Regions from separate parts of the Mus musculus genome. Here all the other regions are linked to region 5. Evidence: chromatin loops called from intact Hi-C (ENCODE). Cell type or tissue: left cerebral cortex. All regions are shown on one strand. Region 1 overlaps Cfap54 (cilia and flagella associated protein 54). Region 2 overlaps Elk3 (ELK3, member of ETS oncogene family). Region 3 has its middle 4.8 kb from the start of Gm40742. Region 4 overlaps Cdk17 (cyclin-dependent kinase 17). Region 5 holds the start of Cdk17 (cyclin-dependent kinase 17). Region 6 holds the start of Cfap54 (cilia and flagella associated protein 54). Region 7 overlaps Cdk17 (cyclin-dependent kinase 17).

What was found. A loop is a pair of places that touch in the nucleus more often than their neighbours do. Peaks named below come from ENCODE experiments on the same cell type or tissue, not always from the same donor. Only the 100,000 strongest peaks of a DNase experiment are listed, where the experiment ranks them.
Region 1: a loop joins it to region 5, with 4 times the contacts of the local background. A loop is called at or near these places in 17 of 42 quality-filtered maps.
Region 2: it touches region 5 in a loop (4-fold over the local background); 15 of 42 quality-filtered maps call a loop at or near these places.
Region 3: a loop joins it to region 5, with 4 times the contacts of the local background. A loop is called at or near these places in 16 of 42 quality-filtered maps.
Region 4: a loop joins it to region 5, with 2.5 times the contacts of the local background. A loop is called at or near these places in 15 of 42 quality-filtered maps.
Region 6: it touches region 5 in a loop (4-fold over the local background); 17 of 42 quality-filtered maps call a loop at or near these places.
Region 7: a loop joins it to region 5, with 2.1 times the contacts of the local background. A loop is called at or near these places in 10 of 42 quality-filtered maps.

The regions. Positions count from the first base shown.
Region 1 is chr10:93,068,309-93,072,308 of GRCm38, reverse strand. It overlaps Cfap54 (cilia and flagella associated protein 54), which reads left to right. Exons shown (of 68, transcript NM_001347060.2): 2 at 2,375-2,480. Among named protein-coding and RNA genes, the nearest start is that of Gm40739, 4.5 kb to the left of the region's middle. In left cerebral cortex, a CTCF peak has its summit at 1,628 (motif pointing left); DNase peaks (open chromatin) are centred at 346, 1,744, 2,851 and 3,212; H3K27ac peaks cover 3,747 bases.
Region 2 is chr10:93,289,426-93,293,425 of GRCm38, reverse strand. The region is part of intron 1 of Elk3 (ELK3, member of ETS oncogene family); the gene reads left to right. Gm32551 (a long non-coding RNA gene) reads right to left here. Exons shown (of 2, transcript XR_871953.3): 2 at 3,961-4,000. Among named protein-coding and RNA genes, the nearest start is that of Gm32551, 6.5 kb to the right of the region's middle. In left cerebral cortex, CTCF peaks have their summits at 1,357 (motif pointing left) and 1,900 (motif pointing right); DNase peaks (open chromatin) are centred at 1,367 and 1,835; H3K27ac peaks cover 857 bases.
Region 3 is chr10:93,424,196-93,428,195 of GRCm38, reverse strand. No RefSeq gene overlaps it. Among named protein-coding and RNA genes, the nearest start is that of Gm40742, 4.8 kb to the left of the region's middle. In left cerebral cortex, a CTCF peak has its summit at 2,315 (motif pointing left); a DNase peak (open chromatin) is centred at 2,309.
Region 4 is chr10:93,228,960-93,232,959 of GRCm38, reverse strand. Cdk17 (cyclin-dependent kinase 17) reads right to left here. Exons shown (of 17, transcript NM_146239.2): 11 at 460-580. Among named protein-coding and RNA genes, the nearest start is that of Gm32551, 54 kb to the left of the region's middle. In left cerebral cortex, no CTCF peak of the experiment used is centred here; DNase peaks (open chromatin) are centred at 1,279 and 2,110; H3K27ac peaks cover 580 bases.
Region 5 is chr10:93,158,258-93,162,257 of GRCm38, reverse strand. It overlaps Cdk17 (cyclin-dependent kinase 17), which reads right to left and starts at 1,382. Exons shown (of 17, transcript NM_146239.2): 1 at 1,058-1,382. In left cerebral cortex, a CTCF peak has its summit at 1,600; DNase peaks (open chromatin) are centred at 94, 558, 1,047 and 1,524; H3K4me3 peaks cover 2,018 bases; H3K27ac peaks cover 1,756 bases.
Region 6 is chr10:93,079,235-93,083,234 of GRCm38, reverse strand. It overlaps Cfap54 (cilia and flagella associated protein 54), which reads left to right and starts at 1,613. Exons shown (of 68, transcript NM_001347060.2): 1 at 1,613-1,970. The coding sequence starts at 1,639. In left cerebral cortex, a CTCF peak has its summit at 1,529; DNase peaks (open chromatin) are centred at 1,561 and 1,981; H3K4me3 peaks cover 1,101 bases; H3K27ac peaks cover 2,315 bases.
Region 7 is chr10:93,210,663-93,214,662 of GRCm38, reverse strand. Cdk17 (cyclin-dependent kinase 17) reads right to left here. Exons shown (of 17, transcript NM_146239.2): 3 at 2,588-2,752. Among named protein-coding and RNA genes, the nearest start is that of Mir1931, 50 kb to the right of the region's middle. In left cerebral cortex, no CTCF peak of the experiment used is centred here; no DNase peak of the experiment used is centred here.

The DNA of each region.
Region 1 (4,000 bases), 90 kb after region 5:
AAGGGGTGGACTATCACTGACCGGCTATGCTGTAAACTAAACACTCTCAAATTCCATATATGATAGAAAAAAAAAAAAACACCAAAACCCAAAACTGTTGTCCACAACATGCAATGGACTTAAAAAACAAACAAACCCCAAAAACCTCAAACCAACCTGTTTTTAAAAATTGGCCTAAGAGCCAACAGACATCTCACCAAAGAGGTATACACAGATGGAAAATAAACATAAGAAGATGCTCCACATACAACAACATCGGGGGAACTTCAGATTCAAACAACTGTGAGACCGCCTACACAGGACTGCAAGGCTGAAATCCAGGACTCTGACAGCTCTGAATGCTGATGAGACCAGAAGCTTCATGCTGGAAGGGTTGCAGAACGGCAGATGTGGCTTTGTGGAAGACAGGTGATGATGTCTCACAAAGCTATTAATGCCATCTAGTAATTGTGGCTCTTGGCACTTACCCAAAGGAAGATTATATCCATATAAAATCCTGCATGTGGATACCAGTCTCTCTCTCTCTCTCTCTCTCTCTCTCTCTCCTCCTCCTCTCTCTCTCCCTCTCTCTCTCTCCCTCTCCCTCTCCCCTTCCCCCTCCTCCTCCCCCCTCTCTCCCTCTCCCTCTTCCTTTCTCCCCTTTACTTCCCTCCACTAGTGTGTGTGTGTGTGTGTGTGTGTGTGTGTGTGTGTGTGTAGAGAGAGAGAGAGAGAGAGGCCAGTGTTCAACCTTGACTGCCCTTCATCAAGAGCTATCTTTTGTTTTCTAGACAGTGTCTCTTGCTGAAATCTGGGGCGTACAAATTAGGATAGGTACTGGCCAGTGAATCATAGAGATCCTCCTGGCTCTGCTTCCCTGAGACCACAAGCAAGTGCCACGGGACGAGGCTGTTTACGTGGGTTCTGGGACTCCAACTCAGGCCCTCATGTTATGCAGTAAGCGCTTTCTTAACTGAGCTGCCTCTCAAACCCCAGATACGCTTAGCAGTTTTACCTATAATTGTTAAAATTTGTAAGCAGCAACCACATTCTTTATAAGGTTAGTGAAAAATAAGTGACAGTCTTATCCAATCATGTAATATTAATCAATAGAAGAAACAAACTGGCGAACCAGGGGAGACATAGAGGAATGTGATACATACTCCCAAAAGAAAGAAGGCAGTCTGAAAAGATTACATACTATGTGGCATTCTGTAAGAGGAAAGTTATGGCGACAGTAAAAAGATCAGTGATTAGGGAACAAGGGAGAAATGTGTAGGTGGAGCCCAGAGGAATTTCAGGACAGTGAAACATTGTATCTTGAAGCAGTGCTGATATGTATCATTATACATGTGTCTGAAGCTCATCAAAAGTACATCACCAAGAGTGAACCCTGCCAGAAACCCTGGACTTTGTCAATACGTGATGTGCTAGGGTTGCCTCATCAGTTGTTACAAGATACAGTAAAAAAAAAAAAAAAGTAGGAACCGAAACAAAAGCTACATCAAGATAAACCAGGGAGGGGGCTGGAGAAATGGCTCAGTGGTGAAGAGAACTTCCTGCTCTTGGGTTCAGTTCCCTGCCCCCACTGGTGCCTCACAACCACCTGTAGATGGCTACAGGTCATCTGATGCCCTCTTCTGGTCTTCCAGGGTACTGCAAATACATGCATGCAAGGCAAAAACACTCATACATTAAAAAAAAAAAAAAAGGGTAACATAAGAAAGAAGTCAGTCTGCCGAGGAACACTGGAGATCCTGACACAACCTGAGGAACTGAGCATGCGTGGAACAAATGAAATGCAAAGCAGAGAGAGGAGAGAGCTATAACAGAACATATACCATATGGCTCTCTCCTTGGCTTACTGGCTCACTTCTTTCTCGGGAGTGTTTTCTCCTTTAGTAATCATCTGTCTCTTTCTATCCCATGCCTAACTTAAAAGGCATGACTTTTGCTCCATCTCCTGGCTGCTTCCGGGCTCTTTATCTAGCCTGCACTACGTTCCTTCCTTTAGTAAAATGGTCCTTGGACTTCCTTCCGAGTCCACCTCGAAGATCTCTCTTGAGACGAAGAACCCCAGAAGGGTGGATACCCATAGAGGACACACAGCTTGCTTATGCCTGGGGATGGAGATGGAGGAACATCTCTGGATTTTCTTCACTGTGAAGTTAAAAGCTGTTCTCAAAAGGAGGTTTTTTTTAAACACATATAAAAAGGGGCTCCAGTCAACGGTGGGCACACACTAGATATACTAATGTTTGTTGATCCTTAGACGTTAACAATAAGGAATATGAGAAAGACTCAGCACAAGGCAGGTGAGAAAGGGGTTGCCCACGAATTAATTGACACTGCCTGCTCATTCTGAAGATGTCTTTTCACTTCATGACTCTTACAGTGCCACCACGCTGTTTAATATCTGGACCAAATATGCTCCCAGGCTGCCGTCCAACTATTACAACGAGAAGCTCCTGAAGGTTGGAGACAGCCTCTGTCAAATAAAAGTAAGTGGTTACAAAACAGACAGAGAGCCAGCTAGAAACAAACTCCTTTGGCTACTTAGTATTTGGGTTGATAGCCTTCCTAGTCTAAAGGGTTTAATTTTTTTTTTAATATTGGAAACAATATGCAAATAAGTAAAACTGTACTGAGGTATAGTAACAGCCATAACAACTACAAAGCCTGCCCTTTTATTTTGTATTTGAAAGTCTCCAGGTGGTTCCTTCAGGGACCAAAGGGAGCCTGGGATGGGAGGGCAGCTCAGCTCAGCAGAGGGTGTGGTGGACCTACAGCAGGAAGTGCTGAGTCACCATGTTCCTAACTTACACAAAGGAGCCCAGACACTATTTCCTGTTGTTTTTCCCTAGGCCTGTGGCCTTGCCCTGTCAGCCCCTCAGGCCAACGGCCTGGCTGTTCAGTGTCCTGTTTTAATGACTTCTAGTTTTCTGAATATTTTTGCTTTACTGTGAGTCTAGCAACTGTGGCATATATGCCGTTTCCCCCCGCTCAGTATTATACCAGAAACTGAGCATGTACCATGGTGTGAGTTCTGTGTCAGGGTCTACGTCTTTGAAGGTCATGGACCTGGGCTTGGCTTGATAAGACCCTGCCAAGGCTGGGCTTTCAGTTTGTGAACTTGTGAGTTTAACCCCATATCACTGGCCTAAGCCCAAATATAGCAAGTTCTATACAGTGTTGGACAAGGAGTTAATTTATGCACGGGAATTTTAGGCCAGGCATGGGCGGTGTGAGTGAGTGCCTTCTCAAATTTTTTCAGTTTCCCAGCTTGATTTTCTTCCTCTGTGTCTATTTCTTAGACTTTAATCTATGTATTGGGAGGCAAAAATTACCCAATAGAGCATGGTTTCTCAACCTATGGGTCCCGACCCCTGGGCTTGTCACATATCAGCTGTCTTGCATCTTGCATATCAGAGATAATTGTCACAATTCAAAACAGTAGCTAACTTAAAGTTATGAGGTAGCAATGAAATAATTTTATGGTTGGGAGTAACTACAGCATGAGGAACTGTGTTATAGAGGGTTGCAGTGGCATTAGGAAGGCCGAGAACCACTGAAATAGAGAAGGCACAGAAATGCTTCCATTTTAAAAGACCATCAATGCAAAAATACAACACTTACCCCAGGTAAGATAAAGAGATCATTTTTTTTCTGAAGCCAAATGTGAGTGGCCATGGCCTAGGGGTACAGATTCAGGTTTCCCCAAATCACTTGTCCAATATGGTTAACAGTTTCACGAAGCCTGTATAGTCATTTATGACTTTTTAGTCTTACACGAGGACACCTTTCAAATAAATTGGTAGAAACATGAGGCCGGCAGGTCACAGCAAAGTGGGAAATCTGTGCAAGCCTCAGATAACTCTCTGATGACATATTTAACCTTTTGGTTGGTGGCAGTTCTGGGAGGTCTCCAAAGTTAACATATTCCAAGTGATTTTACCTGGCAGTCAAGTCACGAGGATCAAACACAGAGGCAGGCAAGAGATGCTTTAAAGGGGCTAAACGG
Region 2 (4,000 bases), 130 kb before region 5:
CAGTGCCCACTTCTCTTTGCTGTTCCTCTGTTTCTTTTAAAAGACAGGAACAAGCTGTAGATTGTCTACAGAAGAAAGGAAAGCACGGACATTGGTTACCCCACGAGAAGAACTTTGAGGAACATGGACCCTTGGAAGGATGTCATACCTTTGTTTTTCACTTGTGACAGCTGGCAATGACTAAAATGCTTCCTGAAAATAAATTGTAATAGTCTTAGGCTCATCTCAGAAAAAAAAAATGCACCAGAGGTTCTCAACCTGGGAGTCATGACCCCTTTGGGGGTTGAATGACCCTTTCCAGAAGGCCGTCAGAAAACACACGTATTTATATTACCATTCGCAACAGTAGCAAAATGACAGTTATGAAGTAGCAACAAAGTAATTTTATGGATGGGTGTCAGCACCGACATGAGGAACTGTTGCAGCATTAGGAAGGCTGAGAACCAACCACTGCCCAAGACAAAGACTTCAGAGTTTGTTGGTGTTGTGTGTTCATGTACTTCGCAAATTACCCTTGCATGCCTAAAAGTTGCCCGTCCTGGGGTCTGGCAGACCCTAGATGTATTCCTGTTCCTTGGTTTCAGTGGGTTTGTGGATAGCAGTGAACCTTTCCTCATTGGACAAAGAGCTGCAACCCGGAGAAATGTCAGCAAGAGCTTGGTTTTGGTTTTTTCTCCCCCCACCCCCCTCCATTTCTGGATCCACACACATCTTAAGAAAAAGACAGCATGCTATCTGAGTGTCTCCTTTGTGTGTCCTTCACACAGGAATATCCCTTGTTTTCAGACAGCAGGTGTGATAGCTCACACCTTTAATCCCAGCACTCAGAAGGCAGAGGCAGGTGGACCTCAGTGAGTTCCCAGTCATCCCCCATCTACATAGGGTGTGCCAGGACAGCTAGGGCTACATAGTGAGACCCTGTCACAGATCAAAGCAGGAAGAAAGAAAATCAGAAGGTCCTTTTACCTGCTTAACTGCCACCTCTGTGAAATCCCAGAAGCAAAGCTGATAACGTGCAAAGAGAAGCATCAGGTGTGGTTCAGTAGGAAAAAAAAGGAGGAGGGGGAGGAGAAAAGTAGAAGAAAAGAAGGAGAAGGAGGAGGAGGAGGAGGAGGAGGAGGAAGAGGAAGAGGAAGAGGAAGAGGAAGAGGAAGAGGAAGAGGAAGAGGAAGAGGAAGAAGAAGAAGAAGAAGAAGAAGAAGAAGAAGAAGAAGAAGAAGAAGAAGAAGAAGAAGAAGAAGAAGAAGAAGAAGAAGAAGAAGAAGAAGGTGGTGGTGGTGGTGAAGTTTTGGATTTCTAAGAAGCAGTTCAAATCTCTGGCTCTGGATTATGAGTCTGCAGCCAACTCAGAGGACATCTGGCGCCACCTCGTGGCAGATGGAAGGTAACATGTCCTCCACGTTAGGAAGGAAACAGAGGGGAGGATGCCAGGGAGACGGAACCTCTGGAAGTCCAAAGACCGCTTCTCAAGCAGGCAATCTCCTGGCTGCAAAAGCAGCCAGTCTGTTCCATCTTTTACTTTGTGGTTCTGTCCTAAGGTGGGTTTTTTTTTTCACACGAAGATTAGGAAGAACAACAACAACAACAACAACAAAAAATCTCAGGTTTACATTTGTAAAGAGCTGAGTGTTGAAAACACAGAGTGAAGATACTCACTTGGAGTATACAAAAAATGTCTCTTCCTCATAGTACCAGTGGCCCCCTTGCACTTCTTTCCTCTGTCTGTTGCCCTAACCAGCCAGCTTGGGTTATGTCATCCACAGACAGACTTGTTAGTCTAGATCCTCCTCCGCCCAGTGCAACAGTTCTCATCTACTTGATTCCCTGGCCTTTTCCTGGAACACAAGTTCCATGGGAGCAACGGCATGGCCAGGGGCAGCATGGCCAGCAGGGGTCGCTCTCTGCTGACCCGCCCAAGTTGGAGGCCTCTGGAATTATTGTCTTATGCTAGCCGGGAAGGATAGGTGCTGTGCTGCCTGTAAGGATATCAGACAACAGTCCTAACAATGTACACAGTTACATTCCAAGTCACCTTGTAAGCCGACAAGCACACTGTGGCTCAACGTTCACCTGGATGTCGTTGACTGTATTGAAGCCATTGATTGCCTAAAGACAAAGCCCACAGTCCATACAGTATCTGAATGATGCTTTTGAGCTGGGGGGGTGGGGGGGAGGCCATCTGATGTCACAGCAGCATCTGTGAAGAGCTTTCCTTGTTTAAGAAGTAAAGGCAGCTAGTGTTTTAAGTAGTACTTGCTTTGTCCCGGATAGTTTATTAGCGACCTTGTAATATTCAATAGTAACCCTGCAAGGCAGGGATCTGTATCCTCTATACCACCACCATCACTTTACCTGTGAGGACATACGTGTAGAGAAAGGTGAATGACACCCCTAAAACCCTACAGGCAGGCAGGGCAGGGCAGACGCTCAGAGATGAACACAAAGATGCTCAAGTATCTTCTCACCTGCCGAGTAGCCTTCTGGGTATGCACGGGCACTCCTTAGAGGTGTGGAAAAGAACCCTGCCCTAGTCAAGCCAGCAGTGTCTAGGACCTGGGGACACTGGTCGGTGGTTTTATGCTGATTTTTATGGAAGCTAATTTACAGCTTTGTTTCTTATAGAGGACTGGCTGTGAACTAATTCTTGTCCATAGATACCCAGTCGCGTCTACAATGCTTCTTTGTTTCTCTCCCACTCTTTCTTTCTTTTTTTTTTGTCTTCATTTATCTGTTTCACTATTCCTCATCTGTAAATGCCCCATTATTCAGATTTTTTTTTTTTTGAGACAGGGTTTCTCTGTGTAGCCCTGGCTGTCCTGGAACTCACTCTGTAGCTCAGGCTGGCCTTAAACTCAGAAATCAGCCTGCCTCTGCCTCCCAAGTGCTGGGATTAAAGGCATGCGTGACCACTGCCCGGCTATTATTCAGATTTTGATGCCATTATAAAATCTACCTAGTTCCTTTGTCTTAATAGACGAAGTGAGTAGACAGTAGACTTAATAGACAGTAGTGAGCAGGAGAATATCTTTGACCTGCATTCATTGTAGATCCATCTGGCAACTGTGATTTTTAACCTTGTTTGAAAATTCCATTTTTAAACAAAGACATTTCTTCATTTTCGCTGTCTCAGCAAGGTCTTCTCCGACCCCTGTACCCCTGCCCAAGCCCACAAGTACATCCTGCTCCTTGCCCAGCTTCAGTGACTTTCCATAACACCCGTCTTCCAATACACTGTAACTTAATTCATCACGCGTTTTGTTGTTCACAGCCTGTCTCTTCCACTGACATGTGAGCTCAATACGGACATAAGCCCTTTTGTTTACTGATGCTAGACAGCATCTTGGCATAAGATAGATATGAGAGAGAGAGAGAGAGAGAGAGAGAGTAGAGGTTGATGTTTCCAGTTGGTTATAGTATAATATATAGCATAATATATAATACTATAGTATATATTATATACATCTTATTTAAAAGAACCTACATTGATATACTCAGTATCATAGCTTTTATTTTTCCCTTTTAATACATTTATTTATTCTTGCTCTGTGTGTGTGTATGTGTGTGTGTGTGCACGCGCACACACGCACATGCACATGCACGCTGCATGGGAATATATCTTATGACATACATGTGAAGGTCAGAGGGCCATTTGTTGGGAGTTGATTATCTTCTTTCCCTATGTGGATCTTGGGACTAGAACTCAGGATGCCAGGCTATTGAGAAAAGTGCCTTTATCTGCCTCGCTGTCTTGCTGGCCCTGTCTTGTTTTGTTTTGTGAGATGTGAACAGGTTTCGGCAAACATCATCTGCTACGCGTGAAGCTAGCTGTTAATTTGAATTGACTGGGAGAGGATTGGCTTTTGCTATTGAATCTCATACCATCCTGAGCCTTTTGTACCCAGCTTTGCCTTTTATGAGGAAGGAAGACGACAGTAAAAAGTGTAATAAAGAAAGATAGGCTGTCAACACGGCTGGTCTATCAGTCTGCTTCCTGCCTCTT
Region 3 (4,000 bases), 270 kb before region 5:
CTTCCTTCCTTCCTTCCTTCCTTCCTTCCTTCCTTCCTTCCTTTCCTTCCTTCCTTCCTTCCTTTCTCTTTCTTTCTCTTTCTTTTTCCCTTCCTTCCTTCCTTCCTTCCTTCCTTCCTTCCTTCCTTTCTCTTTCTTTCTCTTTCTTTTTCCCTTCCTTTCTTTCTTTCTTCTTTCTTTCTTTCTTTCTTTCTTTCTTTCTTTCTTTCTTTCTTTCTTTCTTTCTTTCTTTCTTTCTTTCTTTCTTCCTATCATTTGGTTTTTTGAGACAGGGTTTCTCTGTGTACAACCCTGGCTATCCTAGAACCCTTTTTGTAGACCAGGCTGACCTCAGAAAACTCTCAGATACTATGAAGGAAACTAGGAAATATAGGCTGGTTTTGCACAACCACGGGCCCTATAAAAATAACGGACTTGCACTAATTAATGGAAAGACGAGCCAAGTGTGGTAGTGCATGCCTTTAATTCCAGCACTGGGGACACCGAGGCAGGCGGTACAGGATTTTCATGCAATGTGCACACATCCCTACATATAACTCCAATCATTTCTAGATATCTTACAACATCTTGCGTGGTGTAGGTGCTACTCTGTTTATGGAATGAAAGAAAAATCTCTATCTCTCAACCAACTTTTGTTGACCAATTGTGTTAATACTTAACTTAGAAAGGAACTCGAATGTGCCTGCTTGTCTGTATGCTCAGATACAGATGGCAATTCCTGGCCTCTCTGGCTGTAAGGTATGGCTTGGTGAATATAGGTTTTAGCTGTTGGGAAATAGGAAATACTAAGTCTCAAGGACAGCTCCTGTTTAATAATAACAGTAATAACAACAACAACAATAATATCCACCCACTCTTTACTTTCCCTTGGATCCACTTTTATGAACTGGGAGGTGCCATTGACAGTAGAACTCTAAACAAGCCTAAAAATGTCAGAACATCACAATGGAACCCCTCTACAGCAAGGCTGATTCACATGAAGAAAATAAATGCTTTTTTTTAACCATTTTTTTAAAAGTACTTTAAATTTTTTTGGTTTTTTGTTTTGGTTTTTTGTTTTTTGTTTTTCGAGACAGTGTTTTTCTGTGTAGCCCTGGCTGTCCTGAAACTCACTTTGTAGACTAGGCTGGCCTCAAACTCAGAAATCCACCTGCCTCTGCCTCCCAAGTGCTGGGATTAAAGGCATGCGCTACCACCGCTGGCCAAATTGTTTGTTTGTTTGTTTGTTTGTTTGTTTAATGGAGTACTTTTCTTGAGGAGATTTCTTTTCTGTGCTAGTGCACACACATGCACACCACGTGGACATGTGCACACACATGCATGAACACAGACATATGCATGTACATTCACACACTCATATACTCACACAGATGTACATTCAGGGAAGCAGGAAGGGAGAGAGGGAGGGAAGAAGGGAGAGAGGGATTGTTCTCTGTCACTCTAGAACAATGACTGATGTCTTGTGACCATGAAGGGACTATAGCTGGATCAAAGTTGACCTGTTGAATGAGACCTGAATCTTTGACTTTCAGAGCCATTATGTTGTCTAGCTTTGCATTTTATCTTACCCTAAGACCTCTTATTAACCAAGCAATAAATTTTCATATCATTTCAGGCATTTAGAGAGTCCTTCCAAGAACCTGCCTGTCTCTCTCTCTCTCTCTCTCTCTCTCTCTCTCTCTCTCTCTCTCTCTCTCTCTCTCTCTCTCTCTCTCTCTCTCTCTCTCTCCTTTCTCTCTCTCTAGTAAAGTACAACTCCTTTGTAAACATGTTCAGATTCTTACTAACTCACTTAGCTTTCCTCCCTCCTCCTCCTCTTCCTCTTTCTCCTCCTCCTCTTCTCCTTTCTCTTTCTCTTCCTCCTCTCTTTCTCCCCTTCTGCACTCTATGTTCATTGGTGCTTTGCCTGCAAGTATGTCTATGTGAGTGTATCACAAGCCCTACAAACAGGTGTGAGCCTCTATGTGGGTGCTAGGAATTGAACCCAGGTCCTCTGGGAGAGCAGTCAGTACTGAGCTATCTCTCCACCGCACACTTCTGATGCAATTCCCCCAAGACATTGGAATCTGAGGTGTCATTGCTTTCATTGATGTTAAGGGGTTTTTAGAAGGTGAGGTCTGTTGGGAAAACCTGCAGCTACTGGCCCCTGTGAGCTTCCTGCTTCAAGACTAGGCCGATCCCACTGAACTGGTGTGAAGTTGAATAGGAGGCTCAACTTTCAAGAAGTTAGACTGTAGTTAAGTTGTGTGGGGTGTCCTCTGCAGTGAAGTGGTGTGGGCCTGGAAGCACCATTTGTGTGTCAATGGCGCCCTCTAGTGTCCAAAAGGCTTCACTTGCATGACTATTTTAAGGTATGACTAGTCCTTAATACAATGCATTCTCCATGGCTTCTATGAGAGCCTCACCCTAGCCTTGCCCAGGTATGCTGCTGGGGCACTCCCTAAAGTTCCTGCTAACTGGCTTGTGAAGCCAGAAAGCTCTTTAGATGATCTTGAAATGAAAGCATGTCTACACCAGGAAGCAAGGGCAAACAAGCCCCCTTGCTTTCTTCTCCTTTTGTGCCTGTGTTCTATGGAAGGGCCAGGCAACAGTGAGCCTCCCTTTACTTCCTGCCAGCAGCTGCCTCCTACTTTTGGACTCATCTCAGATCACTCACAACAGCCAATTTACCTCCTCACTCTTCCCGAAGCATCTCTGGGAAGCAATATTAAAACCAGCGGGCCTCTCATCATCCCACTACCATGCCCTGTGACTCCAAATGTCCCCCTGAGACAGTAACTCCTTCACACATGGCTGTTTAGCCCTTCCTTGAAGGATGGATTCACACATGCTGCCACATAGGCACAGACACGCCGGCTCACATGTGCACCCATACACACACCTTCTACAACCTGGTTGAAAACAGGATGCACGGTGAGACCCTGCAGCACCCACTGTTTAGCATTATTAAGCCAGGAAAGGTGGCTCATGCCTGCAATCCCAGCATACTGGAGGCTGAGTCAGGAGTATTACCACAAATTTGAGGCCATCCTGGGCTATGTAGAGAGTCTGCGGTCAGCCTGGACTTCTGGGTATAAGTTTGTGTCCCCCCCACCCCACACACACACAAATAAAGTTAAAAATTTACAAACTAAGATGGTAGTAGCATTATACTGGTTGGCTCCTCATCTCTCCAGGACACACTCAACCTGCAGCCGGTGGACTGCATGATGCCGAGGGAAACTGTGAACATCACTCAACAAAAATACACTTAAAACATTATGAGACTCTCCCTCCCCCGCTCCCCCCTCCCCCTGATTTTTTAAAACCTCAAGTATGTATTTATCAAAAATAAACTTTTGGGGTGACATCTTCATATCAGTGTCAAAGGGTTAAACACACACTCTCCTTCAAGCCTCCCCCAACCAAGATTCCTCGTCTTTATTCAGAGCACCCCAACTCTGTCCTTGTGCGTTGGCGTTAAGGTTTGCAGCTGCTTGGTGAGGATGCATTTATTCAGAGTTCCCATGTGAGTGCTGCATCTTCAGAGATACCCAAGCAAAGTGTCCACAGGCCTCGGCAGAGTGGACAGCAGCTTTCACCTCCTGGAGCATGGATCTGCTAAGAGAGGTTTAGGATAACTGTGTGTGTGATGTGCGTGAGAGATAGATGTGTGTCTCTCCCTTCTCTGCTCCTTCCAGAGCTTCACCGCGTCCTAAAGAGACTGCGCACGGCGGAAACTAGAAGAGGAAGCTCTGTTTTTCTTGTTGTTGGAGTCAGGTGGATGCAGATCAAACCCCATCATGGACAATCCCCACCCTGGGCACCAAGCCCATAGATCATAAAATATCAGGGCTGTCACACTCGTGTGATTGACTGTGGGTGAAACACCAAGAATAGTGTCTGGCACCTTATACATGACACCTAGGACCAGATCCTACCTCTTGTATCTCCCACCATGAGGCCTGCACTATTGTCAGGGGTCTGCTCGATGAAGGATGAGACCATTCAGCTCTGAGCA
Region 4 (4,000 bases), 71 kb before region 5:
CATATATCTATAACACCTACATACATATATGTAATAATGCATAAGAAGATCTTTGAAACTCTAATTATTATTTTTAGACCAACTTAAAGTAGGTATATTTTCCATATTAATACTTTTTTGAATTGCTATGTGTCACGTACTCTTCTAAAAGGTGCTCTGTGCACGTTGGCTCATTCAGGCTTAATACCATCAGGCTTAATGACTTTCTCATTACTTTGTCTACCTCCTTAACGGAGGAGATGAAGGCACGGGCTACTAATGTGAATAAGATGGTTAGTCTAATATAGCCATTAGTGGTAGACTTATATTTAAATCTAAATAGTTTTATTTTCACACCTCAATTCTTACTCACTGCTCAAACTCTTTGAAATAACTCTTTAAAAGTAAGCATTTGTCAGTATGCCCTGTTAACAGCTATGCTCTTTCAAAACTATAAACGGCGATGGCATCTGTAGTTACCACATGTCGATCTGTGTTGAGTATTCTGAGGAACCAAGAAGCACATCAGGTGGTCGATACCACAGGGTGACAACTTCATTTGAGTAGGTCTTTGTGGGAACTGACTTGGCTCTGGCTAGTCCTTTACAGAGAAAAGAAAACAGAAGAATTAAAAATACTGAGATCCATTAACATGCTGAAGGTCTTAGCCCTACTGTCGCCATGACCCATTTCAAGAGATGCCAACTCTATAGCTTCCTGCAACTTCAAAAAAGTAGATTTATAAACTCTGTTGAGTGTATGTAGTCCTGGGCCAAGTCAATATTATATAATTAAACTGAACACAGTAATTATACAGCGAGAGACGAAGCTGGTGCAGTGTCTGTCTGAGTTTATCTAAACTTAAGATATTTTCTGTTGATGAGTCAGGATGCCGGAATTATTTCCCACTGGAATTAACCCAAAATAGGTCAGTGACACTGAGGCGCAGTTTGCTTGCTACCGTTATAAGCTAGCTATCACTGTTTAACTCAAATCACATGGTTTTTTTTGTTTGTTTGTTTTTTGTCTTTTTTTTTACTATACTATGTTTTAAAATTTTAAACCTCAAGATCATTGGTATACAATCAGTTGGAGCTTACTGGCAATTTCCTTGAACCTATTAGGCGATTTCCCTGGAATAAAATTCAGCAGTCTTTGTCTATTTTAATGATGTAAGTGATGTGAATAACTTCAGAATAAGAGGCCTTGATACTCTGGGATAATGCCACCTGCTGTAAGCAACTGTCTGCCCTGTCAACCGTGTGTGGGCTCCACTGTGTTCAGAGACTGACAGACCGGTTCCCTATGGGCTCCACTGTGTTCAGAGACTGACAGACCGGTTCCCAACCTTTTTGCTTTGCCACTGGTGGAGAGTTAGCTCCCCATAGCCTCTAGACTGTAGTCACTGAGTTTACATCTGAAGAAACATAACCTTATTTTTACCATATATTTTGTTTCAAGTAATAAGGGTACTTATGCTAAGATTGCTGTTATGTAAGGCTTTATGTATCTTGTGAAAAAAAATTGAAGAAGAAAAATGTCATACACAGTAGTAATTCAACACTTCATTAAAATAATGTAATGCTGACATTATTTTAATTACAAATCATTACCCTAGCATTCCAGCTTGATACAGTCATGCCCAACGAATTATTTTTCCACACATTTTAGTAATTAGCAAGATGTAGGGTAGCTCTGATTCCTCTTCCTTGGTTTTTTGAGTCACTATACCACGGTGACCTTGCTTTTTTGTGAATTTTACTGACTATAATATTGACATTTTCAAAGGAATCAAGAGTAAGTAAAGAAGGTAGGGCTGTAGTTCAGAGACAGTGCTTGCCTATCTTACTCAAGTCTCTCACTGTGATCCCAGCACCATCAAGGAGGAGTACGGGTGGGGGAGGCTCAACTAACAGCAGAAATAATCAAAAGTAAACAACATTCATTACTTGAAGCCATATATATATTTGCTATGCAACAACAACAACAACACAACAACAAGCCAAGAATCAGAAAATGATGACTGTGTTGTGAGATTTGCTTTCTGGAGGCTAAAAGCATGAAATACTAGATTCAAAGTACTTTCAGATAAAAATTTCCCATGGTCTTTGACACACCCTTTGCATGATTCCACGCAAGCTGCACAAAAAGCAGCTTGGCAAAGCGAGGGAGTGGGTGCAGGGGCAAGTGTAAGGGAATGACATAATGATGCTCAGGAAGTAGAGACGGGATCTATACAAGCATACAAAATTAACCTGTAGCATCTGCTTCAATCTCAGGTAGCCAACAGCAAATCCCTTTCAAACAAACAACAACATACTAAATAAACAAATGTCCATGAATAGCCAGGGCAAATCCAGCATTCAGTAAGAATGAGTTTTTAACTTGTTACTAACATAGCTTATTAGAATAATTCAAATTCTAAGTATATAACTCAAAATCAAAGCTACTCTAAAAACGTTCTTTCAATATAGAAGTTTACTTCCTAAAAGCGAAGTACACATTACTGCGTTTTATTTTCAGGTCGCATAAAATCAGATCAGCTAAAAGGTTAACCAGCGGCTAGTGAAGTCACCGAGCAGATAATAAAAGCAGTCAGCTGTGGTCAGCATATGGGGGCGCCTTTCAGAGGCAGCTTCCAGCTTTCGGGATCTGGCATAAACGCGTCAAACTTAAGAAGCCAAGTGCTTCTATTTACATGGGCTACTGACATTTACCGTATCTGTAAGCCAACACTGAGAAAATGGAAAGGTGTTTATTTACAGATTAAAAACAAGGCACGGTCAGGTGCAGCGACTCTGTCCTATAATCATGGAATTCAAGAGACTGGGGCAGGATGATCATGATGTTGGGGACAATGTAGGTGCACAGTGAGACCCTGACTCAAAAACAGAAACGATGCGAACCTCAAGTGCTCACCAGTCATAAGCTGTCTGCAATAATATCTTAATAAAAAGTTATTTTCCAAGGCAAAAAAAAAATCTTATACTCCTATCACTTATTTTAAATTTCATGTTAATAAAGGGCAACTGGATATCATTTTCTTTGATATGCATGGTATATAGAGGACAGCACATCAAATTATCAAATTTTTTTTTTTTTTTTTTTTTTGCTTGTTTGTTTGTTTGGTTTTTGGTTTTTCGAGACAGGGTTTCTCTGTATAGTCTTGGCTGTCCTGGAACTCACTTTGTAGACCAGGCTGGCCTCGAACTCAGAAATCCGCCTGTCTCTGCCTCCCAAGTGCTGGGATTAAAGGCGTGCGCCACCACGCCCGGCTCAAATTATCAAATTTGTAATCGCTCACATACATATGACAAGAATGAATCTCATAGAGACCAAGAGAAGAAGGAGGACCCTGCACATGGCCCCACCCCAACTGGTCCATCTATGACACGGCTCCTGCACCTAAGGCTCAGGGGACAACTCCAAAGAGGGACAGAAAGAGTGAAAAAGCGGGAGGAACAGGAAATCTGCTGAGAGGACACCTCCCTGAAATGTCAGGGAAGCCACACCCATGAAATATCAACAAAGCTGCCTAACTCAGGCCTGAAGGGCAATAATTCATTTTTAAGAAAACCAAATGTTAAAGACTAAATAATCAGTCTATTGGTCCCAAATTTCCTAGGAAAAATGGTGTTTCTTTAAAAAAGAAAGAAAGGAAGGAAGGAAAGGACCCCTAGTAATCTTTCTCTTTAGATTACTGTTGTTTCTGTGTGAGCTCAATGTGTTTTATGCTTATTCTTCATTTTATCACAAGAAATATTGTAATGACTTATAGTCTAGGAAAATAAACTTTACTGCAGTATCAAGTATCCCAGGTATAACTGACACTTGTCCCCTAAACATGTCAGCAGTGAAGACTACACATGCCCTGCCCTAAATACCCCCAAATACACCAAGGAACCAGCGACTCTACTGCTTACTTGGTGTTGAGTCCTCGGTGCAACCAGGAAAAAGCAAGGAGAACAGTAATTCTGAGTGTGAATTTATCTTTAGACGCCATGGAAAGTCTTAGAAGTTC
Region 5 (4,000 bases):
CCAGAAATACACTTTGCTGGCCCAAGGAATGGCCAAGACGCAAAACAAAATTTGTGACTTGTGTCTAGAGAATCAATTTGGCTCAGGAGGCGATAAAACAGGGCCACTGATGCGTCGTCTTCGATGGCCACATTAACATAAGGGAAAGGCGCCACGGATTTCAGCTAAAGGCTTTTGCCATTTTTGAAGAAGAAAAGCTAATTGTTAATGGCCATGTGACACAGAAGATCCCAGAAAGGAAAGGGTGGGAGGAAAAAAAAAAAAAAGAGAAGAGTTCAAGGCAGTTCAGGGTCAGACCAAGTCAGGCATCCTGTCATTAGCAAACGTTCCCCTAGCTGAAGGCAAAATACCGCTTACCCCAGAAGGAGTGGGTGAAAAGTAGGGGAGAGAATGAGTGGGGAACCACAGGGGACGGCGAGGTGGCAGCGTGGGGGTGATGTGGGGAAGAAAACTGGGGCCACCCAGCTGAGATGGGGAGCAGAAGCAACCGGACAAAAACACCGAGAAAAGCAACTGCGGCTAAGACAACGGTGGAACACACACACACACAACCCCCTCTTCCCGGGTTCTCTGGGTTTCCCACAGTCCCTCCGCCTCCGGTTGGAGCGACACTCAGGGGTGTGACCCGCCAGCAAGAGGGCTGCCCGGAGCTTTGTGTCGACCCGCTCCCCCACGAGAGGGCTCCTCCCCCGCGGAGCTGCCCACCCACCCGCGCGCAGCCTCCCGCGTCTCCAAGGAGCCCGCAGCGCCGCGTCCTCGCCCACTCCCGCCGCCCCGCGCCCGCGCCTCCACCCCGGCCCCGGGGACCTTTGTGTCTCGGGGGGACTTTCCGCCTCTTCCCCTCCCGGCGCCCCACGGGGCCAGCAGCCTCCCCAGGAAGCCTCGATCGGCTGCGAACTCTCAGCGGCGGCGCATGGAGCCCCTCCCCCCAGGTCCCCCAACCAGCTCCGCACTCCCGCAGCCCACGCCGCGCGTGGACATGCGACCGACAAGATCCCCACTCGAGCCGCCCGCTGACAGGCGTCACGATCCCTGCCCAGCCCCGCTGCCAACTCACCAGCAAGTGCGGGGACCGCGGGCTCCGGACCGGCGGGCGCGCAGAGCGAGCGAGCGGATGCAGGTCCGGTGGTGGCGGACGCGCCGAGGCGCCTCAGGCTCAGGCCTCCCCCCACCCCCCAACCTCGCGCCTTCCGCTCCGCGAGGGCCGCCGGCCGCCTCACGCGTGGCAGAGCCCCCCGCTCAACATGGCTCCCGGGCCGCGGAGCCTCGCGGACGGCCCAGTACTCCCGGCCACCGAGCCGGGGCGGAGCGAGGCGGCGGGGCGCGGGCTGCCGGACTGCCGGGCGCTGGGTAGACCGCAGCCGCCGCTCTCGTTCGTCTGAGTGCGCGTTGCTTTCTCTCGCTCGGAGGCTGCGGCTTGACGCCTCCGCCTGTTCCCCGGAGCGAGCGAGAGCGGGGGTTAGAAAAAAAAAAAGAAAAGAAAAAAGGAAAAAAAAAAAAAAAAGACTTTTATTGAAACGATCCAACCAGCGGCGGCGGAGAAAAGCGACCGGCTGCGGGAGCTTCCCCACCCCCGCCTGCACGGCTCGCCTGGGGCAGCGCGACCCCTGCCGGCGGTGGCGGCGACGGCGGCATGCGGGGCGGAGCCTTGCCTGGGGGTGGGGCTTATGACTGGGGCGTGGTCTGGGCGGGGCTGGGGGGTATTCCCAGGAAACTTCAAGCGTGGCTTCAAACGCGGCTGGAGAGCAAGGGAGACCCTGTCCGTGGACAGAACGCTGAACAGTGTCTGACCATCGCGATTGGTGAGGAACCGATCGCCACAAATCAGCCCCTCACTGTCCCCTCGCAACAATAAAACTCTGCTTGAAGTATTCCAGGCGCTACTGTACACAGGATGCCTGCCTCAGTACAGTGCTTCAGATGACCCACAAAGAAATACCTCGGTCGATTGCTGCAATTTTCTTCTGTTCTGTGACTGGATATGCGTGGCCAGTGCAGTAATCACCCACGCACAAAGCTTTGATTTCAACCACAGTGTTTTTAAATGTTATTACACTGTTGGCTCTAGGCTGGGGGGGGAGGGTGGAGGGGGGAACTAAAATGGTTACAATAAAACTGTGTTGTGAAAGAGTCAATGCTAAGTTATAGGACCCAGAAAGAGATACTGTTGCAGTGAGTTAGATTCTGTTGCTTGAAGGAGGCAGGCCAAAGAGGTTGGCCCAGTTTCTGTAAATCTTTTTACTTTCTTCTTCCCCAGTTAGGAACAACTGAATGTGTAGACAAACTAAAGTGATCCTGGCCCATTTCTTTCCACAAGTAGGGATAGAAGCTTAAAGTAAAAGCAGACTTAAGTGGCAGAGGAAAATACTGAGAGAACTGAAAGAAGACAGTAGGGTCCGGATGTGGACACCCTAACCAAGAAAAGGTTAACGGTATAAAAGGCCAGTAGGGTGAAGGTTGGGGTTTTTTGTTGTTGTTGTTGTTATGTTTTGTTTTTCTGTTCTTATCACCAGGAAGTGCACGATATATTTTAAATCTCATTATCTACTAAGGACTTCTGAATCGTATCTTTTCTGATTGATGCGCCTTTCCTTGAAGATACTTCCTGCCCTTCTGTCTAGAACTTTGTCGGACACAGCTGGATGTGTTTTCTACAGCTCATAAGGTTCATATATATCAACCGGAGTTCTCCTGTGTCTCCAAAATTACCAGAACTATAGGTTAACAATAATTATCCTCTACAAAGACTTCAACACTTGTTTACCCTATAAAAATGTCCATATTTATACTTCCCTTCAAGAATGAGTGTGTACTTTTGAACAGCAGTTAATGATTTTTTTAATATATGTCTAATTCAGGCAATTTTATAATATGTTAGGAGCTAGCATCATTTCAGAGTTCTTTGTAAGTTAAAGAAAAATATATGTTACACATGACCTACTTTTATACCAAACATTTTCACATGCTTGCCTTATATTCAAAAGCAATTGTGTGGGGGTGTTGTTGTTGTTGTTCTCTTAGTAAATATTCAAAATAGTAAAAAAGGGAATCTACATAATTGCACCCTGAGTTTCTGCATCTGAAATTCTTCCTTCACATCACTGGACTGGAATTAGCCCATTAGAAACCAAAGATAATTCTGCCTTGGCCAAAATTCCCAAGAAATATTTCCTCTGGTATAGCACCGTAGTCGTAATTTGATCCTTAGAATCGAGGTGGTTATTGCTTGATCTATTTGTTCTTTCACTTAAAAACAAAAAATTGCTAACTGCATCGTTTGGACCAGGTACCATGTTAGACCTTAAAGACTCAGAGGTGAAGATAGATTTGCCCTTGAACTCTGTCAGTGGAAATGAGCAATATACGCACAGATCACTTAAGGAACCAATGGGTTAATGCAGAGACAGGAGAGACAAACAAAATCAAACAGCCATGGTAATGAGATTGAGGAAGGAGGTGGCAGGATGCTTCAGGTGTCTACGATGAGGGAAACAGGAAGATGAGCAGAGGCCAGAAAATGCTGACAGACCTTTTCACTTAGTATGAAGTTGTTAGGGATTATTTATATTTGGGGTTTTTTTGTTTGTTTGATTTTGTTTTGTTTTTCTTTTTTGTTGTTGTTTTTCTTGTTTGTTTGTTTGTTTGTTGTGTGTTTTTGTTTGTTTGTTTGTTTGTTTCAAGACAGGGTTTCTCTGTGTAGCCCTGGCTGTCCTGGAACTCACTCTGTAGATCAGGCTGGCCTCGAACTCAGAAATCCGCCTGCCTCTGCCTCCTGAGTGCTGGGAGTGCAGGGATTAAAGGCGTGCACCACCACGCCCAGCTTGTTTTGTTTTCATTCTTCTTCTTCTTCTTCTTCTTCTTCTTCTTCTTCTTCTTCTTCTTCTTCTTCTTCTTCTTCTTCTTCTTCTTCTTCTCCTCCTCCTCCTCCTCCTCCTCCTCCTCCTCCTCCTCCTTCTCCTCCTCCTCCTTCTTCTTCTTCTTCCTTCTCCTCCTCCTCCTC
Region 6 (4,000 bases), 79 kb after region 5:
ATTTGCACTGGCTTTTGATCTGAAGTGGACAGAGCTGCTATCTGCAAACAAGGGAAAATGGGATCTGGGAGAATTTACCAAGCCTATTACTAAAAGGTGTCTATTATTTTTTTTTCTTTTTTTTTTGGCAAAAGCTCAATGGACGCCTCCCCCTCCCAACCTGCATTCTTTAAATATGTTAAAGTTTGTTGCTCATCTCCAATACAAAATATTGTGCATCAAGAATAGGTGCTGCCTCTTGGATGGAGAACTGGGCCCTGACAGAGAGGTCCCTGCTCTTGTGTGTCACTGGAAGATTCTTTAGCCATAATTACCTGCTCCAATAAGTGATTTCCCCTGTGATCTTCCTTCCAAGAATATTAAGGTACAGTGCATAGGACAGAGAAGACCAACCTTACAAATTAGTACAGATGCTTGAAAGAAATGGGCTTGGAGCTGGAAGAGATAAGGCTGTGGCCCAGTGAGCTTCTTTACTATTCAGTGGATACCAAGGTCACCGTCTATATTTTGCATGTGAAAGAATTGGTAGTCGTTTTCAGTGTTTAAAGACCTTGTTTTTGAAGCCAACCTCTCTATCTCTGGTTCTTCAATATTTCTTTGGGCTTGCATAATTTGTAAGGAAAAGTATGTCCGCTAGCTGAAATTCAAATCCCAAATTAATAAATTTGACTCATTGTGGCCCATGAGATGCAAGAAAAGAACATTTTTTAGTGTTAAGCATTTCCTCTGAGACCTACAGTTTGTCCATCAGAGAGAAAAAAAAAATCTCCCATCTCCCCGTTTAAAAACAAAAAGTATTTGGAGAGTTAACACTTCAAACCATTTAGCATATATTAATGTCAAGGAGTTAAAGTTGAGCAAAAGGCATATTGATTTAGAACACCGTGACATTTAGGATAAGGCTGAAGTGGCAGTAACTCATGATCATTACTCACAAACTCAAACTGCAGCGGGAAGAGAACATAGCCACACAAGGTGCTTGTCTTAACCAGATTGTCAGGGAGTTCCCTAATTTCGGTTTGGGAATTCAGCTTCAGTGCTTTCTCTTGGGGGCATCACCAGGACGGCAGATTTCTTATGATCACTGGCTTTGCAGCACATAATTAGGACTTGTCCCCTGATTCTCAGTTATCCTCTGAGTTTGGTCAAAGTCAAGCTATGTTCCCCTAAGCTGTGAAACCGAGGAGATAGGATAGAAGCTGAGGTATGAAGTCATGACGATTAATGAGACAGGTAATGTCTCAAAATGCTTGGAATAATGCCCAATACATCTTAATGATTGTAACCATGGATATTAGTAGGTGGTCCAAATAGGGAAAACATTGTATGAATTTTTGATGGTAATTTTCTTTATTGGTTCTTTGCTTTAAAGCCCTCTCTCAAGCGGCGTTGGATGTGAATGTCCGTAATCCCAGCACTCAAGACACTGAGGCTGGAGGATAGTGAGTTTGAGGCCAGAGTGGGTTACACACATAGCCAGCCATTCAGAGCATCCTGCCTTTCCAGGCTGTTTGTACTTTCCTCACCCTCTAGGGGCCGCTGTGCTTCCGGAGAGCGTGCAGGTGGCTTGGTTGCCGGGAGATCGTTGCTTGGCAACCGCTTGTCCACCAGCCTCTAGCCTGCTGAACTCTGATAGACATGGCGTCCTCCAGAAGCTCCTCCAGTTCTTCTGAGGAGTCCCCAGACTCTGAGACATCGGTGTCGCCGGTGCATCTGCCCCCAACGCCGCCGCCGACCTCTACCGCGGTTCTCAAGTCGCCCAGCGAGTCCAAGTCGAGTTCGACCGACCCGCCGCAATGTACCCACTCCGAGGACTCGCTGCCCTCTGCCGCCTTCTACGGGCCCCTGGACAGTAAAAACCCACTCCTGGCCTCTTGCGAGAAGGAGATCCGGGAGCTGTTGGGCTTTATGAAGAAGAAGAAGGCTCTAGCCACCTCAATGGAACAGAAGTACGAATTCCATCGGAGGTGGTAAGCTGAGGCAGGGTGCTGGGGAGGGCGCCTGGAGATGCCATTGGAGGACCACGACAGGGGTGGGGCCCTGGAGACAAGCTGAGCTGTAGCCACTCCCAGCTCTTACAGCCCTTAGCTCCCCCTACACGTTTCATGTCTTCCTTCTCAGGTCAAAATAAAAATCTGCACAGAAGTATTTCCTAACACTGGGTTTGGTCTCAGCGTTCTCATGGCCTCTCTTGGCTCACTCATGGGTCGCAAAACAGGACAAAAGTAGACTTAAGACCAACTCTGAGGCAGTTGCTCAGGTCCTTGAATTTAGGTCTCAACCAAGTCTGTCATATTGTGAACATGTACATTTTATTCTCTTTATATTCCGTTGGGATTACAGAAACTTCTTTTCCCCTTGACTTGGTGGCTCTTTGTGAGCGTCTGATTGGGTTTTTTGTTTGTTTTTCCAACTTATTTCTGTGAACTGAAAACTACCAGTTTCTAAGATTTGGTTTTGTTCATGTTGCCATCTTTTTTCTGGTCTAATGCTTTCCAAAATGAGTAGTTTCAAGACATAGGGAAGCAGCGAAGAATACCAGACAGGCAAATAACTTTTTTTTTTCTGGTGAGTATTTTAAACTTACATGTTTTGGTCATGCATTTAATCTGATTACACATTTTTAACTTACATTTATAATTCAACCAAACATCTTAATGATTTGTTGAGTAGACATATTTTTGACAGGTACTTTTCTCAAAACTAGGAAGGCATCAAGTTAACAATAAACCCCTCTCCCCCAAATCATATATTTCTGTGAGTATAGTCTTGTACTAAACAAACATGGGGCACAGCATTCCCACCATCCCTTTATCTACTCCCCCCACCCCAAGTTTCACTTACCTGTGGTCAAAGGCTATGCAAATCTTAAATGGAAAATTCCAGAAACAAACAATTGGCGTTGTTTATAGTCCCTTCTGAGCAGTCTGACAAAATCTTGCTCTGCACTGTTCTGACCCACCCAGGGTTTGAATTCACCCCTTTGTCCAGCACACTGACACTGTAGGCTTCGTCGGTCCATTTGTTAGTTAGCCATCTTGATTATCAGATCGACTGTCATAGAAACTCAGGATTTGTGCTAACATGACCCGTATTTTGCTTAATAATAATTATGAAGCACAAGAATAATGATGCTAGGGATGCAGATGGACCAAGGAGAAAGTGTAAATTCCTTCTATACATGGGAAAAATGTTTCAATAAGGAAGGAGAAAAATACATATTTGGGTGGCCAAGACCCACATATAGTTAGATGTTTTGAGAGTCACCATATTCATGTAGCTTTTATACAGTTTGTTATACATTTTCCACCCTAGTATAGCTCATCTCTTCTTGTGCCTAATTCATAAGGGATTCTTTGTCATGTGATGGCTAATCTTGCTTGTCAACTTGACTCTCCTGGGAAGAAGGGACCTCTTCTTGAGGAATTGCCTCCATCGGATTGGCCGTGTGGCATGACTGTAGGGCATTTTATTGACTGCTGATAATATCAGAGGGTGCAGTCTATCCTGAGCAGTGAGTGCTGCTTTTGGTCAGGTGGCCCTGGGTTGCCCAAGGGAAATAGCCAAGCAAGCCAGGGTAAACAAGCCAGTAACCAGTGTTCCTCCGTGGCTTCTGCTTCAGTTCCTGCTTCCAGGTTCCTACTTTGAGATCCTGCCCTGTTTGTTTCCCCTTGGTCATGGACTGTAACCCACAAGATGCAATAAACCTTTCCCTGCCCAAATTACTTGTGGTTATGGTGATTATCATAGCAACAGAAATCAAACTAGAGCATATAGATGTGTGTGTGTGTGTGTGTGTGTGTGTGTGTGTGTGTGTGTGTGTGTGTGTGTGAGCGAATAGAAGAAAATACAGTGTATGTAATGTTCAGTTCTACTTGTTTTTTCATACATCTTTTAGGGGCCTCATATTGCATCCACTAGAAGTAAGGGAGAAGCCAGGCAGATGCATTTTACAAAGAGAGTGCTTACTCTTCCCTGAAGAGTAAGGTAGGGGAGAGGA
Region 7 (4,000 bases), 52 kb before region 5:
TATGCTTTCTTGGGGAAAACACTAAAGGAAAGGTTAGGGTTTAATAATGATGTGTCTGTCAAGGTGACAAGGGGTTAACTGTACTGATTAGTTTTTTGCCAACTTGACTCAAGTTAGAGTCACCTGGGAAAGTCAGTTGAGAAAATGACTCTAGCAGACTGCTCTGTAGGCAAAACATGTGTTGACCTTTTTTGGTTAATAATTGCTATGTGAGGACCCAACCGACTGTGGATGGTACCATTCCAGGCGGCCCTCAGCTGTATGAGAAAGCAAGCTGAGCAAGCCATGTGTAGCAAGGAAGGAAGCAGCGTCTGCCATGGTCTCTGCTTCAGTTGCTGTCTCCAGGTTCCTCCCTTGTTTTTCCTCCCTTCGTTTCCCCTTCAATGATGGACTGTGACAGGAATGTTTAAGTCAAAAAACAAGAACAAAAGAAAAAGAAAAAAATACCCTCTCAACAAATTGCTTTTGATCATGGTGTTTCTCATAGCAATACAGAGCAAACTATGGTATCAGCACTGTGGCACAAGCACTAGGGAGAGAGAGGCAGGAAAAGACATCTCTCCACATTTTCAAAGTATGAAAAATTCTATAAGGAAAGTAATTCAAGATATTGCCAAGAATTGAATAAAATTACAGACTTGACAGAGTTCTTGAAATTACTGTAACTTTGCCTATTTTCCAGATTCCAGGAGATAGAGACTTTAAAAATTAACCTACTTTTAGACCATGTAGCTTAGGCACACAGCTGGACTAGAAACCTGGTCTTTTGCTTCTTATGACTATTCTCTCATTAGATGTGTCAACAAGAAAATAGAGCTAACTCATAGAACAGTCTTTAAAATATTTACAAATCTGCTACCCACCAGTAGAAAGCCAGACGTGGTGGCACACCTGTAACTCTGGAACTAAGGCAGCAGGATGGAGCAGAGGCCAGCAAGAAGCTGTCTGGAGTTCCAAGCACTACTTGCTGAGTGTCTACTACAAAGCTAAGTTTGTGCTCTCTAACGTATCACAACCCTGCTGAGAGCCAGTGCACAAGTTCAAGACCTGCCTGGACAAACTGGGAACGCCTTGTAAGCTCAGTGACTCAGCACTTCTGAAGCAAGCCTTAATGAGGCAGCGGGTTTAGTTCCCCAGAACTAACAAGCAACCAGTAAGCAAACAGAACCGACCAGTCCTGCCCTACAAGGATGCCAAGCAAAGGTATCGTCCCAGATAGGAATAAACACTGAGTTCCACTGGACTCAGCCAGGAGAGCAGCCAGGGTAACAAGCACAGCTGTTTCTGCCTCCTTCCGAATACAGCGAGGTGAGAAAGTGAAGGCCCATGTCAGAGCTTCACTGTCTCCTTAGTGGGACAAAGGGCTTCGATGAAACGTGAAGTGTATCAGGATGCTTGCTTAGTCAAGCTTCTGCCACTTGCATGATGCACTGATAAATTTGATCAACATTACTAACGTCTTTAGTGTTCCTTTCTTAACTCGAGACCAAGAATCTCAAGAACAGATGCTTTTACGTTGCTCCTGAACTAAAAATGTTTCTTGCATTTTAAAAGGCTTACTACACACAGAAAAAGAATATGCAACAGACTCCAGTCCATAAAACCTAAAACATAACTCACTCTTGACTACACAGCCAACAAAATTACAAGCCAAGACCTGATTTCTTAAACATAAATACTCCCTCATGACTGACTTCAAATTATTGGCACAGTATTACTGGACAGGTGACACTGTCCAGAAAAATGCAATGGCACATTATTACACAGTGTTATCACTATTGACACATGATGCAAATAACATTACCTCAGAGAATAGATGACCGGGACAGGAAACCAACTGGAGGTAAGGACTCTGGAGTACTCATTAACTTTGGTTTTTACTTTAGCTTAACTCTAAACCTGTACAATATAAACTATAACAGTAGCTATGTTTAATAACCGACTGTAACCCACATCTCTCATGAACCAGCTTAAGACGACTCCAGCGCACCATTCTCTGTGCTGTGCCAGCAGGGATATCGGCACATTTCTCACAGATGAAGCCACACTGTAGAGAGGCTCACAGTCTTAAAATTAGGGAAAAGAACCAGGAAGTAGCCTACTGTGGCAATAAATAAAGGAAACAGAGGGATACAATATTCAGGAACTGTAGTAAATAGTCTATCTAATGGGACAATCAAACATCTATATTTAAAATGACTTCTAAATCAAAACATAATATACCACTACCAAAAAAGACATAAAATACATAAAAACTTGCAGGTATCTTTTCTGGATATTTCAAAAGCACATAATGGCAAAAGAATAAGCAGTCAGGTGATAATCTACTTCTTGTACTGCCAATATGCAGTAATTAACTGAAAAGCTACTGAAGCAGCACCCACTCTGCATGAACAGACAAGCAAACGTCATTCTCTGCGGTGTTAGCAGCCCTCATCTTTCTGCTACCCTTCCAGTCCTCACCTGGTCTCTACATGACTAGAGGAAATCTGACAATGACAGAGGCTGGCTTTGTTCATACAATGACACTCAGTGCACATGTCCTAGAAGCAGACTGTTAAACACAACAGAGCAATAAGCACATTACCTAGTCTGCTTCCATTCCTGGGCATTGCCATGAAGGAACCAAGGCTTCCTCCAATAACACTGTGGGGTCTCCGCAACGGGGGCTTCTTGAAGGAGCCTGTGTACTGATGGAGGAAGGAATGCACGCTGTGAGACGTGGGCGGCCTGCCATTCTTCACAATGGGCTCTGTGGTTCACGGCATCCAAGAATCATTCCATAGCCGTCCCAAGAGTCAGGATCACAAGAGAAGGGTTAAGAAAACAGAACAAAACACAAGGCTGTAACAGAGATCATTTACATGTAAGCTCACTTCTTTGGCGATTTCATTCAAAGTGCAATAGTTAGAACGGATTTCTATGAACACACATTTATAGAAAATACCTTAACAACTTAGGTTGGTCCAATGACCAAAACTGGTTAACAGTTACTAATATGCCCCACCAGGTATCCTGTCAAATTACTCTAATCTTAAATTTATTTGCAAACCAGGCCTCTATGTGCTGACTGACCATGACTACCATGTGTCACACACAGGGTTAAATATGCTGTAGAATATAACACATGTAATTCTTAGCAAAAGGCATCTAATCTATACCTCTATTACTAGACATTCAGAGCAGCATGTCAATTAGTGAATAAGACAGAAAAACTTAAGTGTATCTCAGTATGGAAGCTAAGATTATCACTTCAAATATGGTATTCTGTTATATAAAGAATCTTTAAATAAGCAAAGACCCATTGCCAAGCAGAAACATCTTACAGTATAATACTTACTGATCGGTTAGCTATAGATGAGGAAGAATCTTAGCAGGGCTTTGCTTGAACACCTACTCTGATTTTATTGAGAATATCCCTAAAAATGAAACTGCTGGTCTATATGCTAATTCTATGTTCAACTTTTAGAGACAAAGAAATAAATCAATTTTGACGATTTTAAATAATTTTGACAATTTAAAGAGACTAAAGACTCAGGGCTGGGACTATGGCTCAGTGATACAGTGCTGGCCTAGCATGTGTGAGCCCCCACATCAAAGTCTCGAGCTACAAAAACTAACTAACTAACTAAATACATTAATTAATTAATTAATTAATTAATTAAAGACATAATTTTTGAGTTATCTCTCATAGAAGACACTTTAGGAATACTTTCTTATTCTTCCATTTATAAATTTTCAATATATATTTAAGTATAGCTGTTCCAAGTTAGGGCCAATATGTGTAAAGTGGCCAAGATTAACAATTTTAAGCTTACTTTTACATTCTCACCACCAATTCAGAACATAAAATTCAAGATTCTTCCTTTCTGGATTTGATCCATCAGACACCGTGCACACATCACAGCTGCACAATGTACTGTAAATTACAATTACAGCACAACATTTCTAACTAACTTTAGCCTTCAAGGTGGGATACAGTTATTAAAATTACAAAAGT